3 separate regions of the Homo sapiens genome follow, and regions 1 and 3 are each linked to region 2. A link is a loop called in an ENCODE intact Hi-C map of the cell type or tissue named here. Cell type or tissue: CD14-positive monocyte. All regions are shown on one strand.

What was found. Hi-C counts contacts between places; a loop is a spot of excess contacts. Peaks named below come from ENCODE experiments on the same cell type or tissue, not always from the same donor. Only the 100,000 strongest peaks of a DNase experiment are listed, where the experiment ranks them.
Region 1: it touches region 2 in a loop (8-fold over the local background); 98 of 110 quality-filtered maps call a loop at or near these places.
Region 3: a loop joins it to region 2, with 5 times the contacts of the local background. A loop is called at or near these places in 3 of 110 quality-filtered maps.

The regions. Positions count from the first base shown.
Region 1 is chr11:122,780,623-122,783,122 of GRCh38, reverse strand. It overlaps UBASH3B (ubiquitin associated and SH3 domain containing B), which reads right to left. Exons shown (of 14, transcript NM_032873.5): 5 at 1-70. Among named protein-coding and RNA genes, the nearest start is that of CRTAM, 57 kb to the left of the region's middle. In CD14-positive monocyte, CTCF peaks have their summits at 1,309 and 1,513 (motif pointing right); a DNase peak (open chromatin) is centred at 1,542; H3K27ac peaks cover 479 bases.
Region 2 is chr11:122,628,004-122,630,503 of GRCh38, reverse strand. No RefSeq gene overlaps it. Among named protein-coding and RNA genes, the nearest start is that of UBASH3B, 26 kb to the left of the region's middle. RefSeq lists a silencer at 1,229-1,523. In CD14-positive monocyte, CTCF peaks have their summits at 1,162 and 1,365; a DNase peak (open chromatin) is centred at 1,343.
Region 3 is chr11:123,052,968-123,055,467 of GRCh38, reverse strand. No RefSeq gene overlaps it. Among named protein-coding and RNA genes, the nearest start is that of SNORD14E, 3.9 kb to the left of the region's middle. In CD14-positive monocyte, CTCF peaks have their summits at 779 and 979 (motif pointing right); a DNase peak (open chromatin) is centred at 997; H3K27ac peaks cover 253 bases.

The sequences.
Region 1 (2,500 bases), 150 kb before region 2:
AGGTGGCTGGCTTGGAAGTGGTAAGCCAGGGTCACATGTAGCTGCTTCTTATGAGGTTCCACATGCACTTCTGGAAAAAGGAAGAAAAAGGTCAGTAATTAAAAGGTGGTGATGATAGCAATGGTGAAGACTTAAGGAAAGGCATAGAAAGGTACCCTGAGAAATTCTGCTTCCCACATAACAAAGAAGACAAAAGACGTTTCTCTCCTTCACAGCAGTAGAATAAGGGGGTAAGGGGATGGCAAGAGATTCCGAATCAAGCCACTGTTCAAGAGATAGCCACCATACGGCTTTCCTCTAGGAGCTGCGGGTCAGCTGAGGGCAGTCCTTTTAGTTAAGTCCTTCTCACAACATTCCAGTTGGTGGTCACCAGCCCCACCTTTCAGAAGAGGGCACTATGACCTACAGTGATGAAATAATTTGTGTAGAAATACAAAGCATGTTTTATAGCTGCGTGACTCCCAAAGCTCTATTCCCTTCATTTTGGAATCACGTGTCTTAGCTTCTGGGTGAGATTGATGGAGAAATGAGGGGAAAAGATGGATATTTTCAAAGTTTAATGCAGGGTTTCTCTCAACAGCATTTTGGGTTGAATAATTATTTTTTGGGGGGGGTGGCTGTCCTGTGCATGATGGGGTGTTTCGCAGCATCCCTGGCCTCTACCCACAAGACGTCAGCAGCACTCTCCAAGCTGTAACAATTGAAAATGACCTCAGACATTGCCAAATGTACCCTGGGAGACAAAATCACCCTTAGTTGAGACATACTGGTTTAAAGTATACAGACTGTTATTCTAAGATATCCCAAGAGACAAAACAAAACAACCCTACCTATAGGAGGGAATGGCTTTTTTTTCTCTCTCTGGTACTTTTTTTTTTTTTTGAGACAGGGTCTTTCTCTGTTGCCCAGGCTAGAGTTAAGTGGCATGATCATAGCTCACCACAGCCTCCACCTCCTGGGCTCAAGTGATGCTCCCACCTCAGCTTCCTGAGTAGCTGGGACTACAGGTGTGAACCACCATGCCTGGCCTCTTTTGTATTTACAATGAGGGAGAATCATCTACTGTACAAACTAGAATAATGAAGAAGTTGCAACTAGAAGAAATTAGGGAATTTGAGAATTTAAGGAACTTGGTCAAGTCACACAGAGAATTAGTGGCCCAAGATAGAACTAGAAATTGAGCATTTCGGTTTTAAGTACTTTTTCTTTTATACTGCATTGCCTTTCTTTGGTGTAAGCCCCATGAAACAAGGTTTTTGTCTCTCGCTTACACTGTATCCTTACTCAGCATATCATGCAGGTTTTCAGTACTTGTTAAATGAATAAATGCACATGAATGAATCTCCCTTGACCACTTCAAATGGAGGAAGACACTAAATCTACTTGATGATATCTGGTCCTGCCAACAACTGGAGAATACCAAGTTCCAGGGCAAAGACATGGTGGCCGGCTTCCCATGCTGGGTAATAAGGAGCGGGACCAGCTAAGCTGCGCAGGGTCATCCAGTTCTCCACATCCCCACCAGGGGGCCACACAACAGCAGAGAAACGAAGCCGGCCAAGTTCTTCATGACAGCAGGATCTTGGAGAGGAATTGGCTCCACCCGCGTCCCACAGGGAAAGCTGGGGCTTCGACTGCTGCTCACTCAGTATGCACTCCAAGAATCTGTGCGGCCCTGGCTGAGGCTTGCTTTTCTCATTTGTGAAGGATTTGGGTTTTGCGGCTTTGACATTAGTTTTGGTCCTTGTGGGGATTTAGTGGTTCTGACAATAACTACTGTGGGATGAGAGAAAGCCATTTCCTTGAGATTGAGGGATAAGAGCAGGAAATAATTTGCCTCTCAGTTATGCTCTTTCTCTGAAATATTAAGCTCCTATGAAATGTCAGGCTTCACTGAAGTCAGGACCCGGAGACTAGTCCCGTCGCTGAGGGAGAGGAAGAGGTGGGGGTGGGGGTTGCAAAGTCTAAAGAGGACCCCTCCCCAGGTACAGAGGGGTCTTAAGGTCCTTGTGTTCCTTCCGAGAGCACTGTGATCCTGCAGTGATACTGAGCCCCGATCCCACTCATAGGTCCCAAGTCCTGTGTGGTGCTTTTCTGGTAAAGAGGAATATGGAACAAAGGGCCTGAGATGGTGATGAAAATAGCAGCAGGGAACAATGGCAGGTGAGGGATAGGCCAAAGGCCAAAAGGCTAAGGAGCAAACTGCGGCCTTGCTCAGGTCTTCCCCCTCTCTGGCACTCCCTAAAATTAGGGGTAGGGGAATTGTACGTCTCCTCCAGCTTTGCACTCAGCACTCGGCTTCCACTGTGCATCCTGCACCATCCACTCTGGTCAGGGCAGCCTCCCCACTGTCCTCTGCTCACACCATCTCATGCCTGCCTGCCTGTGCTCCTGCCACCCGCCCGCCTGCAGGCCTTTCCTCCATTGTCCTGATCAACATCGTCCCAGGGCAAGTTTCCTTCCTTCCGTGAAGGTAGAACCACCCCTTTCTCTTTTCAGA
Region 2 (2,500 bases):
TCCAGCTGAGCTGAGCTGACACAGTACAAATCACCACAATACCTTAAGGACTGCCTACAGACAGTGATTTTAACATCTCAAGTTTCAGGTGCTTCTGATGCCTTCAATACAAAAATTGTTTCAAAAAGCCTGGAGTAGACACAATGACCTTCTGCTGGGGGGCAGTTGAGTATTGGGAAATCTAAATGATACATCACATTGTCAATTGTCTGACTAGTTCATGAAAAAACAAACCAACCTTCTTTCTAAGTTTATACCACACGAAAGAATAAAAGGTGAAAGATTCAGCATCATGCAGCAAAGTCCAAATCCCTGGCTGACTGGCATTACCTTCCCACCTTTCTGCCTGCTCCTGGGTCCACATGGGTGGAAACCATCATCTCAGTGGGGGACTGAGGATTGAGGTCACTGCTCTTCATCATAGTGCAGGTGAAGGTGTTCAGGTAGTGTCGACGGAGTGGTGTGTGTGTGTGTGTGTGTGTGTGTGTGTGTGTGTGTGTGTTTTGGGAGTGGGGATGTGTGAGAACAGTATTTACAGAAAACATTCTTTCCCTGGGGGCTGGCTCACACCAGGAAGGGAGACTTTCCCACTGCCAGTCTCCTTGGGAGACTATGTGTCAGCAACACCAACTGGGTGACCAAATAGTGGTGATTCCCACAGTTCTTGGCTATGACCCTGTTATTATCTCTGCCTGCCCTGTCTCAAAAAGAAAAAAAAAAAAGGGCCAGGCGTGGTGGCTCACACCTGTAATCCCAGCACTTTGGCAGGCCAAGGCGGGTGGATCGCCTGAAGCCAGGAGTTCGAGACCAGCCTGGCCAACATGGTGAAACCCTGTCTCTACTAAAAACACAAAAATTAGCCAGTCGTGGTGGCGCGCACCTGTAATCCCAGCTACTCGGAAGGATGAGGCAGGAGAATTGCTTGAACTCAGGAGGCAGAGGTTGCAGTGAGCCCAGATTGTGCCGCTGAACTCCAGCCTGGGCAATAGAGTGAGACTCGGTCTCAAAACCAGAACAGAAACAAAAACAAAAAACAAAGAAAGAAAGAAAGAACTGGTTATATGTATTGTTCTTTGCCAGTTTGCAAAGAAGTGCTTGTTTAATAACTTTTTGTACATATTTGACTCGGGGCTTATTTTCATTTCAATCTGGTCACAAGGTTGCAAGAGAGCAGTTAATTTTCACCTGTTGAAAAAGACCCAGGAGTTGTGTGTTGCTGAGATGGCTCAGTCAATTTACAAGTAATTTCTCCTTTTCACAACGCCAGTCGCCATCTCCAGCTTCCTTCTTGCCCATCCACTAACAATGGTATTTTGTCTCTCAAACCAGATTTCACCCTTGCACAGAAACGACCCCTTGTGGCTTTCCCTGGGGCCTGCATCCCTAGGGCTGGCTCTGATGAGAGTAGCCAGCCTTGGGTTCGCCCTCCTGGAGGAGGAGGAACCTCCTCCTGCCTCCCTCTTACTGCACAGGATGCCACCAGTCTGTTGGAAGCAGAAATGAAAAAGAACAGTCTGTTTGCCAAAGGAATGTGTCTATGCAAAAACATATAGCTCAACACAACTGCTGCACCGAGAGGAAAATCGTAGCATCTGCCAACCCACAAAGCCTCCTCACAGCTTTTCCCTGCATCCCTCCCCTTCCAACAGCAGCCACTGTGCTTATTCCAATCACAGTGCAACAACTATTTTGGAAAAGAAGAGCCCGGGCCTGCAGCAGCCATCTGATGATCTAAGAGCTGATTTGTACTTGAGCAGATGAAAAATACTGCCACTGTTGACCTCGGGGAGTTGAATGCCATGGGGTGAAATTTTAATGATGCTTACATTTTTAAATAGTTTTTCATGACTTTTAACTGAGGAAGTCTGCTGTAAGGATGAAACCAGATAAACTAATGTTCAATGATAGTGGAAGCTATTTAGTTGAAACTGATAGCAAATATTTATTGCCTATATATTATATTCAAAGGACTGTGCTAAGTGATGCAGAAAAGTCAGAAGTGTTTTATTGGGCCCTGATTTTTCTTTTTGGCCCTTTGTTGTGTTTATTTTTTATTATTTTTGAATTTTTTGAGACAGTCTAGCTCTGTCGCCCAGGCTGGAGTGCAGTGGCGTGATCTCAGCTCAGCACAACATCTGCCTCCTGGGTTCAAGTGATTCTTCTGTCTCAGCCTCCCTAGTAGTTGGGATTACAGGTGCTTGCCGGCACCACCCAGCTAATTTATGTATTTTTAGTAGAGATGGGTTCATCATGTTGGCCAGGCTGGTCTCAAACTCCTGACCTCAAATGATCCACCTGCCTCAGCCTCCCAAAGTGCTAGGATTCCAGGGGTGAGCTACCCCACCCAGCCCGTTATTGAGTTTAGAAAACAAATATTGCTATTTTCTTTGGGTCCATTATGAATTCTGGTGCTGTGATCTGTCATTGTGCCCAGGATTAGAACCAGCTGATGGGTGTGCAACTTTAAAGGCACCGTTCTAAGATCCATTAGGGAAAGCCC
Region 3 (2,500 bases), 420 kb before region 2:
AGAAAGAGAAGGTAACCATAGGGACAGCAGTGTCTACCACTTCCCATTGAATTTCGAGTTAATGGCAATTGCTTCTCCCCTTATTTGATTCTCCAAATAACCTTACAATGGAGGGATGTTTGGATGCTCTGGCTGTGCATGCACAAATCTACACGGTGGCAAAATTTGCTTTTGCAAGTTACTGTAAGGAGGTTTGAGTTTATAAGAGGAAACTCCATGACCTAGATGGTTCTGTCCCTGCTGCACAGGGCGCTACTGGATTGGGAAGACAGGCCAAAAAACTTAATCTCTAGGTCCAGTTTAGGAGTTACATGCAGGTTTCTGGTGAACTTGGCAATATGGTTATATTCTAAAATGTATTTTTATTACTATAGCTCTCTCAGTTTCTACTTGACCTTATTAGACATTTTTCTTTTTTTTTTTTTTTTTTGGAGATGGGAGTCTTGCTCTGTTTCCCAGGCTGGAGTGCAGTGGTGTGATCTCAGCTTGCTGCAGCCTCCACCTCCCGGGCTCAAGCAATTCTGCCTAAGTCTCCTGAGTAGCTGGGACTACAGGTGCACGCTGCCACACCCAGCTAATGTTTTGTGTTTTAGTAGAGATGGGGTTTCATCGTGTACCGAGGCTCAGTATCCTGAGCTCAGGCAATCTGCCCGCCTCCCAAAGTGCTGGGATTACAAGCATGAGCCACCACGCCTGGCCCTTAATAGACTTAAACTTCTAAGGCAATAGTATAAAGCCACAATAATAAAATTATCCAACAATATTACTACAATATTTGTTACATATAAAATTAAAAAATGACAATGCCCGTGAAAAATCCTTTGTCCAAACTATATTGAGTACTTACAATGTTCCAGGCTTTAGGCTTTCAAAGGAAAAGTGGTCTTTTGGATTCCATTAAGGTGGGATGAAGTGGTTGCAGGACATAAATAGAAACGCTGAGAGTTTCCGTATCTGTGGGTCTACGTACTGATGTAGTCATCTTTGTCCACTAGATGGCAGTAGCTATTTATAAAACTATCAGAGTACCCCGGGGGAAGCTGCTGTAGCATTGTCTGTGCTGTTTGTTGTGCTTTCTAGCTGGAAGCACAGCAAATAATGAAGAAGGAAAAGGAAGTCAGCTCTAAATATCCACAATTACCTTCCAGGCAAAGCATTCTTTTTCTCCTTTTTTTTTTTTTTTTTTTGAGATGGAATTTCGCTCTTGTTGCCCAGGCTGGAGTGCGATGATGAGATCTCAGCTCACTGCAACCTCCACCTCCCGGGCTCAAGCAATTCTCCTGCCTCAGCTTCCCGAGTAGCTGGGATTACAGCCATGCGCCACCATGCCCGGCTAATTTTGTGGTTTTGGTAGAGACAGGGTTTCTCCATGTTGGTCAGGCTGGTCTCGAGCTCCCGAGCTCGGGTGATCCACCCGCTTCAGCCTCCCAAAGTGCTGGGATTACAGGTGTGAGCCACTGCGCCCGGCCCAGCATTCTCAACTGAGCAAGTGCCCTGCTTAGGTGGGAGTAATGGCTTGAGTTGAGATCTCAGGATACTTGGGCAATGGGTATGGAGGGATGGGTAATACAGACAGGTTTAGAATACAGAGGGTGAGGTGAAGAAAAAGCTCAGAGAATATAGCCTTTCCGGAGCCACACTGGCTAGTTTAAGTCCCCATATTATTTCCCTCATCCCCCTGAACTGCTTCTGGGTTTCTCAACACACTTTGGTGAAATGCTTAAATTCCTCAGGAAGCTCACCCAAGAATGGAGAAGCACCTGTGTGCACACCTGTGTTCCCAGTGTCTGGCACATAAGCAACATATATTTGTCAAGTGAATGAATAAAAAGGGGTGGGTGGAGCAGGTACCCAAGAGGGTAGAATGTGCTCCCTTTGTGCTTTATAATAGTCTGCTCATGATCATCTCTCTTGGAAGAGTGGGAGGGTGGTTGCTGGATGAGCTCAGACTCACTCTCTGTTCCTTGCAGGGTGGGGAGCCAACATTAGAGTTGCATGTGATGAGAAGAAAGTGATCAAACCTGGAGCAGATTTGGGTAAAGGAAAGTTGGCAATAACAGAATTGCCAAGATCTTGACCGGAATAAAGGTCTTTACATTGCCCCTGAGATCTGGGCACTATGTGGAGTCAGTGGGATGAACAGAGACAGTGTAGCTAGTCTGCAGTATAAGACTGTCAGGGCCTGCCTGGAGCAATGGGGCCTGTCCTAGAACACTGGGCCACAGCACAGAACATTCAGAGCATGCAGCCAGCTCAATTTTTTATTTATTTTATTTTATTATTATTATTATTTAGACAGGGTCTTGCTCTGTCACTCAAGCTGGGATGCAGTTTCATGATCACAGCTCACTGCAGCCTCCGCCTCCTGGGCTCAAGTGATCCTCTTACTGAGTAACTGGAACCACAAGCGCATGCCACCACGGCCAGCTAATTTTGTACTTTTTTGTGTAGAGATGGGGTTTTGCCATGTTGCCAAGATAAAGACACCATCAAGAAAGTG